Linked DNA regions of Homo sapiens: all the other regions are linked to region 2. A link is a loop called in an ENCODE intact Hi-C map of the cell type or tissue named here. Cell type or tissue: IMR-90. All regions are shown on one strand. Region 1 overlaps RYR2 (ryanodine receptor 2). Region 2 overlaps RYR2 (ryanodine receptor 2). Region 3 overlaps RYR2 (ryanodine receptor 2).

Region 1 (2,500 bases), 59 kb after region 2:
GGCTTTCTAATTTATTTTAAACTCTAACCTACAGCAAGAAATACATTTACCCGGTACAGTCATCTCTCAGTATTCATGGGGGATTGGTCCCAGGACCCCCAGTGGGATATCAAAATCCAAGAATGCTCAAATCCCTGACTAATGGCATAGTATTTGCATGTAACCTACACACATCCTCCTGTATACTTAGATCATCTCTAGATTACTTATAATACCTAATACAATGTAAATGCCAAGTAAATAGTTGTTCAACTCTATCATATTGTTATGGAATAATGATAAGAAAAATATCTGTACATGTTCAGTACAGACACAATCACCCATTTTACTTTCTCCAAATATTTTCTATCCACAGTTGGTTGACTCCATGGATTCAGAACCAATGGAGGGCCAACTGTATATTTATAGAAACATAAAACTGTATGTTTAAAGTAACATAAAAATATATGCCATGAAAGAAAAGTTTCACAAAATTTTACTCTTCCTATGAGCAATGTAGTCTGAACTTTTCCATTCTATTTAAACAGAGTTGTTTTTATTTTATCATGAATCACCAAATTGTTTTTATGTCTGATTGATGAGCTGAAACACATAGTTTAATAAACACTGGGTTAAAAGATAAAAGGATAGGGCTGGGCACGGTGGCTCACACCTATAATCTCAGCACTTTGGGAGGCCGAGGCGGATGGATCATTTGAGATCAGGAGTTTGAGAGCAGCCTGGCCAACATGGTGAAACCCCGTCTCTGCTAAAAATACAAAAATTAGCCAGGCACGGTGGTGCACACCTGTAATCCCAGCTCCTCAGGAGGCTGAGGCAGGAGAATTGCTTGAATCTGGGAGGCGGAAAGTTGCAGTGAGCCGTGATTGCACCACTGCACTCCAGGCTGGGCGATGGAGTGAGAGTCCGTTTCAAAAAAAAAAAAAAAAGATAAAAGGATAAAAGATACAAAGGGAAGAAGGGAAGGCTGCCAGGATAATGGGAGGTTGGAAATGTTTCCTTTTAAGGTTATTTGCTCGCTCTCTCTCTGAAGACAAAAGGACAGTCACCTGCTGACACCTAAGTGTTTGATGAAGTCTATAAAGGAAGGCTAGAGGAGAGAGAGAAGCAAAGGAAGGCTGGAGGAGAGAGAGAAGCACTGAAAGAGACATCGTGGCAATTGGCATGGCACATGGGCTAGAAATTAAAATAGGACTCACGGACTGTGAAGGAAGCCTGGTTTATTTTAGGCTGTTGTCTACGAATTTGTAGCAGTAATGCTCCCCCTGGCTGTGTGAGGACAACTAGCAATTCTCAGAACCAAATGCAAATTCTGAGAAGCCAGGAAGTTAGATTCATCAAGGGTGAAGATTTCTGCCAGACTCTTGTTGAGAACAGTAGATCAAAGCAGGTTTGTATGTTGCTAGGAGGTGGCTTGTAAGGAAATGAAGAAAGAGGGAGGTGAGAAAGAGATTGTAGAGCAGCCCCCAGCCTGGGTGTTCTCTGCAGCTGAAGAATCGAAGTGGGCTGAACAGGTAGAAGCTCCTGGTTTGAGAATAGGTAGAAGCTCTTGATTTAAGAATAGGTTGTTTCTGATTGTTAGAGTTCTTCCTTGTGAGTGAAACTGAATTTGCCTCCATATTGATTTTGTTGGATCCTAAAGCTAAATCTAGTTTCTTTTGATAGATGGTCAAATATTTGAGGAGGGCTACCTTGTTGATGCTTTATCTCAAATTTTCCCCTTCATAATTAAATAATCATATTCATTTTATTGTTTAATGTAACTCAGGGATGTCCAGCTTGCACCACGCAGTTTGTTACACTCGGCACATTCTCCAGTATATTCATATGTGCCACCCAGAAGTTAATCAAACACGGTATTCCAGTTACGACCTCACCTGCGTAGTGTGTATGGGAACTGTACCCTCACTTGCACTGCCTTAGGATCTTATACATTTGCCATCAATGGCAAGAATGCATTAAATTTTCAGCCAGGTCATGTCAGCTATCCTGTATTATACTGTTGACTTTTAATTTTTTAATTAAGTATATGTCATCATTTCTATAATTCAAGTCAGACCATTGCCCCAGGCTGAAATCTTTCTAACATTTGATTCTGTCATACACTGTTATCTCTTTCCATTTGTGTTAACCACAAACTTAAGTGTGATTGATTTCTCTGTTTATCTCAGTTGGTAGTGTGCAGCTGAAATTTTTATACCCTTTCCCAGACTGGTTAACCTACTTTGTTTTCAATCCATCTAAACATACTTTTATAAAACTCATATTTCTCATCTCCTTTCATGAGATTCTTAAAGAAATCAAGATGTTACTGTGATTGCTTAAACTCGAATTCTAACTTTGGTAAAACTGCCAAAGATGGATGAGTATTCCTCAGTGATTTGCTTGATAACCCATTTTAGACTATTGTTGATTATTAATATCGAACTTCCTAGCGGGTAGTTTTTGGAAGCTGTCTTTCCTCATTTTAAAAATTAGCATCCCAGTTGTCTGGAACTTT
Region 2 (2,500 bases):
AGTCTCTTATATGAATCCAGCCATTTTGCATAATGTGCTTAAGAGAGATTCAAATGCCAAAGTGCCATGCAAATGAAATTTGCAAGTGTTAAAAAACCATAATTTTCTTTTACTTGTTCATGGGGAGAGCATTCTGATATTGCAAAATAATTGCATAAGTTTCCTATAAATTATATTGTATTTTTGTCTAAAATTTGATAAACTATTATCTCAAGTTATTATTATTATATTATTTTGCAAAATAACTTCTTCAAGCAAAAGTCAGCTTGGCTCTTGAATATCTGGAAGCTCTGCTTACAAATTTTACTAAAACCTGATAGCTCTCCAATATGTTCTGCATGCCATCGTTGTTATTATAGTTGATTATTACCTCGTCTATTAATATATGCATGAACCTTTTCCATATGCATGAAGGAGGTGAGAAAGGCCACCTTCTAAGCTAAATGAATTAGGTTAATCAATTCTTGACCTTGGTAAACCATGGGGAAAACTTGGGTGTTTTTGCTTCACTTATGAAAATTATCTTTTGACATAGGTCAAAATTTCTTTATGCTTTAGTGGAATGCTAATTTGCCAACCTAATATTAAAATTGCTGTCCTCCTCCTCATCCCAGATCCTGACTTCCTGCAGTTTTTTAGTTTGTGTCTTAAATTGAGAAGCTTTAACTTTCGGTCACACGAAGAGGCAATCTTTATTATTAGAGGCCAGGGTTAATATCTAGCCAATTATGTTTATTCAATTTACACTCACTGTCCTCTTCCCCAGTGAGCTTCTTTTCTTAAAGGCTACTGAAAATGTGGGACTTTTACTCTATTCTATTCCATTTTCCCCTCTCTATGTCAATAAGATCTCAAAGCTACACAAATGTGTTTGTGTCTCTAACCACAACTATGGGCTGTCCTCAATAGCTTTTTAAATTTAGATTTGGGTATTAAACATCCTTTTATTTTTAATGACACTGCCAAAGTTTGCCTTTATATTTTTGGTTGGCTTTTTACATTCAGTTTAGCGGGATAATACATTTAGCAATGCTTTCTAACCTTTGCATTATGGATGAATATCTTGCAATGTTTCCAGTGCAGCATTTACCTAAAAACTCTTCAAATCTACAGATGGTGGCAGCAGAGGCAAAGGAGAACATTTCCCTTATGAACAAGAAATCAAGTTCTTTGCAAAAGTACAGTATACAATCTATCTTGTTTTTGCTTCAATATGTTTGTTTACATACCCTACTCATTAGATCGTTGCCCTTTTCAGAACATACTTGTCTACAAATGTGTATTTTACTGCACGTAAATATTCTGTGGCATGAAAATAACTGCATGAATCATCTTCCCAGCATTCTTGGTCAGACTTTAACTCTGCATTCCCTACCGCATTCCTTCTTCAAATGACTTCATTCTATCTGAGGTTTAATTAGGTCTGCATTTTTTTTGTTTTATCATATGATATGGAATAAAAAATATCTATTTCTTAACATTTGGATATTGTTATGATTTAAAATTTCTAGTTGAGAATTTCTTTTATAAATAGGAAAGTCTGAGTTAATTCATAAATAGGCACATTATAAGAACATTTAGTACAGAATATTGTGGGACCTTAGTCCTGCTCATTTTATGGAAGATCAGAGAGGATAAATTGTTTATATACAAAATATATCCCATTGGTATTATTTATTTTGTTTCATAAGCATTTATCAGGAATTTGCTATATTACTGGAAAATTCATCACTTTTTTCAGCCAAAAAGGGATGGACATGAAGAGTTGTAAAGTCTCCGAATGATTTAATGCATTTACTTAGTATTTACTGTGTGTCTAGTGTGGGTCAGGCATTAGGGTATGGCCCAGGGATGGCCATGAATATACAAATGCCCCTGGGTAAGCTTTCTTGTTTAGGACACCTTGCAGTGAGCCTGAAGACCTAATTACTGCTGTCTGCTTCCTTTTAAAGTACTTGCATTCAGCGATTACAGATAATTTGCTATAAATACAACTTTTGTGGACTTTAAAATAGCATGCTTTTTGATTGATGAATATTTGACTTGTAGTATGTTTTCAAAATTGTGTTCTTTACTGTAAAACACATTTCTGTTGTCTTTTCTTCCCATTCAATATAGCACTCAGAGTCTGTTCCAATCATTTGAAGATCCAAAGTTTGTCCTGGGGTGCACATAGTTAGCGATTCATGAATTGATAGATCCATATATATATCTCCGGTCTCTGTGAGATTGTAATCTTTCTTGATAGCCAATTATCAGAATGCTGTATTCGCAGCCTCTAATTTTCCCTTTAAAATACATTCTTGTGTTGCCCGTATACTCAGCACCCCCGGTGCATCTGTTTACAGATGCTTAATGTGGCTTAATTTCTACTAAGTCTATAATTCATTCGTTTACCATATTGAGTACCTACTATGTTCCAGTCACTAAATTCAAGCAATGTCCCAATTGTCAAGGAAGAGCAATAAAAACTGGTGTAGTCCCCATTATATATAGCTGT
Region 3 (2,500 bases), 130 kb after region 2:
GTACCTAGTGATATTTTGATAAATATAATGTAATCAGATCAGGGTAATTAGTATATGCATTATCTTTAACATTTATCACTTCTTTGTGTTGGGAACATTTAATATCCCCCTTCTAGCTATTTGAAACTATATATTATTGTGACCTGCCGTCATCCTACAGCGGTATAGAACCCCAGAACTTATTTTTTCTATCTAGCTATAACTTTGTATCTTTTAACAAATCTCTCCCTATTCCTACCTCTCCTTTTTCTCCCCAATCTCTAGTGTCCTCTCTCCTACTTTTTACTTCCATGAGATTAACTTTTTAAGATTCCACATGTGAGTGAGAACATGTAGAGTTTAACTTTCTGTTCCTGGCTTATTTTGCTTAACCCATAACAATAGTCATGCGTTCTGTTTTCTGACATGTTCTTTCCCCCCGTTTTGTCTTAATAGTCCTTCCTCTACCTAGCCTGGTATATGACTATGTCTGTTCTTGGACACTATAACAACTTTTTTTTTGCCGCTCACCTTCTCGACATTGCTATGGGATTCAAGACATTAAGAACCATCTTGTCCTCAGTAACTCACAATGGCAAACAGGTAAACAGTTTATCTTTTTCCTCCCTTGCAGAAAATAAAAAAGCAACAAATAAAACAAAGAAAAATAAAACTACCCCTCAAATGACAATGTACAGTTTTAAAGATTTTTTTGAAGGGAGGGTCTGCACCTGTTCTAAACTGCAGGGATTAGTAGTTTGAGGGTCTCCTAGGCCTATACTCAAGCCTTGGCTTGACTTTGGATAAATTAACTGAAAATAATAAAAGTACATACCTTACCAGATTTTTGCGAAAATGAAATAAAAACAAATGTGTATGCCTTAACACAGCCCCTGGCCCATATCAAGCACTCAGGAACTTAGTTATTATTTTGTTCCTAGTATAGTATTTGCTCCACTTGCTATTATGGAGAACCAAAATAGGTTACAGAATCCTGACCCACTCATTGTATTCGTTGTAAAATATGAGATGCTGCATTTTAATGTAGTATTTTTAAGCTGGATATTCATGTACTCTTTACTTTTAAATTGAGCAAAAAGGATAACGTTTCATATTTGACAAGGTCATGCTGACTCGGAAGAAAACTGGTCTAGGTCCAGAAAATGCACTTACGTTCCAATGGAACCTGTTCTTAATGTTAAGACTTCCCATTATCCTGAAGCATATTGCAGAAGTGTGCACTGATCCGTTCACTTGCTATTTTTCAAGTGTCCACTGGGTGGCGACATATTCTGTGTTAGTTATTTGGCTTAACAGACTCCTTCATTTCCAGAGTCTTGTAGCCCAGCACATTTTAAAATAATTGCCTCTCTAAAAGCTTTGAACTGGGTCCACAGTTAAGTCCACATTATCATCAGTTTTCTAAATTTCAGCATGATTCTTACATATGTCACTTTAGGTTCTGAGTATGACTGTGACGTGCACGGCAAGTCATGGGTCTAGCGACAAAAAAGTCTATTTATCTGTCAGTTAATAAGATGTGTTTGAGCTCCCAGGATATGCAGTAAAGAACTGGAGATGCCAAATGTATGTGTGTTTCTACATAAAAGGTCCGGCACTACTTTCCATTTCTGAGCTTTGTGGGGTTTCTTTTTGAGGGATCAAATTTTCTTTGTTTGTTTGTTTTTAAGACAGAGTCTTGCTCTGTCACCCAGGCTGGAATGCGGCGGCGCGATCTCGGCTCACTGCAACCTCCGCCTCCCTAGGTTCAAGTGATTCTCCTGCCTCAGCCTCCCGCATAGCTGGGATTATAGGCGCGTGCCACCATGCCCGGCTAATTTTTGTATTTTTAGTAGAGATGGGGTTTCACCATGTTGGCCAGGCTGGTCTCGAACTTCTGACCTCAGGTGATCTGCCTGCCTCGGCCTCCCAAAGTGCTAGGATTACAGGCATGAGCCACCCCACCTGGCCTCAAATTTTCATTTGCAGAAATATGTAGAGCTTTATAGTCCTAACAGGTGAAACATGCAGAAATTCACAGTAACCTTGCACTTCATTTATAGAAATGAATGAAACCCTCTGTTAAGGTAACATGTTTTCTCCAGATAATTATAAAGTGATTTTGTAAAGACTTAATCAGCATAAGCAGTTGCAGTCAAGACCATAAAGATGTGCTGTAATCAGAAAAAGTACACATAAAGATAAAGCACTGTTAGTATGGTCGAATTTCTGTGATGAAACCAGAAATACATTTTCACCAACTGGGTGAAAAGCCACATTTTTAGCATATACATATTCTATCAAAAATACTCTACAATTCTATCATATACTTATAGCTATCCAAAAATTAAAGTATAATTTGGAATTAAAAACAGATTACATAGAGCTGAAAGACCTTTCAAACAGAGACATTTAATTATAGATTGAGAAAAATAGCCTTCAAAACAGTGTTGGTCACTAGCTGTGGTATTTTTCACTTTGGCCATTGTTTACAAAGCAAGATTTCTCAGTTTTAAAAAAT

The links. Peaks named below come from ENCODE experiments on the same cell type or tissue, not always from the same donor. Only the 100,000 strongest peaks of a DNase experiment are listed, where the experiment ranks them.
Region 1: a loop joins it to region 2, with 7 times the contacts of the local background. A loop is called at or near these places in 9 of 110 quality-filtered maps.
Region 3: a loop joins it to region 2, with 8 times the contacts of the local background. A loop is called at or near these places in 16 of 110 quality-filtered maps.

The regions. Positions count from the first base shown.
Region 1 is chr1:237,735,549-237,738,048 of GRCh38, forward strand. All of the region lies in intron 79 of RYR2 (ryanodine receptor 2), which reads left to right. Among named protein-coding and RNA genes, the nearest start is that of ZP4, 150 kb to the right of the region's middle. In IMR-90, no CTCF peak of the experiment used is centred here; no DNase peak of the experiment used is centred here.
Region 2 is chr1:237,676,935-237,679,434 of GRCh38, forward strand. RYR2 (ryanodine receptor 2) reads left to right here. Exons shown (of 105, transcript NM_001035.3): 61 at 1,114-1,178. Among named protein-coding and RNA genes, the nearest start is that of MIR4428, 210 kb to the left of the region's middle. In IMR-90, a CTCF peak has its summit at 1,124; a DNase peak (open chromatin) is centred at 1,277; H3K27ac peaks cover 548 bases.
Region 3 is chr1:237,805,702-237,808,201 of GRCh38, forward strand. RYR2 (ryanodine receptor 2) reads left to right here. Exons shown (of 105, transcript NM_001035.3): 99 at 436-582. Among named protein-coding and RNA genes, the nearest start is that of ZP4, 84 kb to the right of the region's middle. In IMR-90, a CTCF peak has its summit at 1,259 (motif pointing right); no DNase peak of the experiment used is centred here.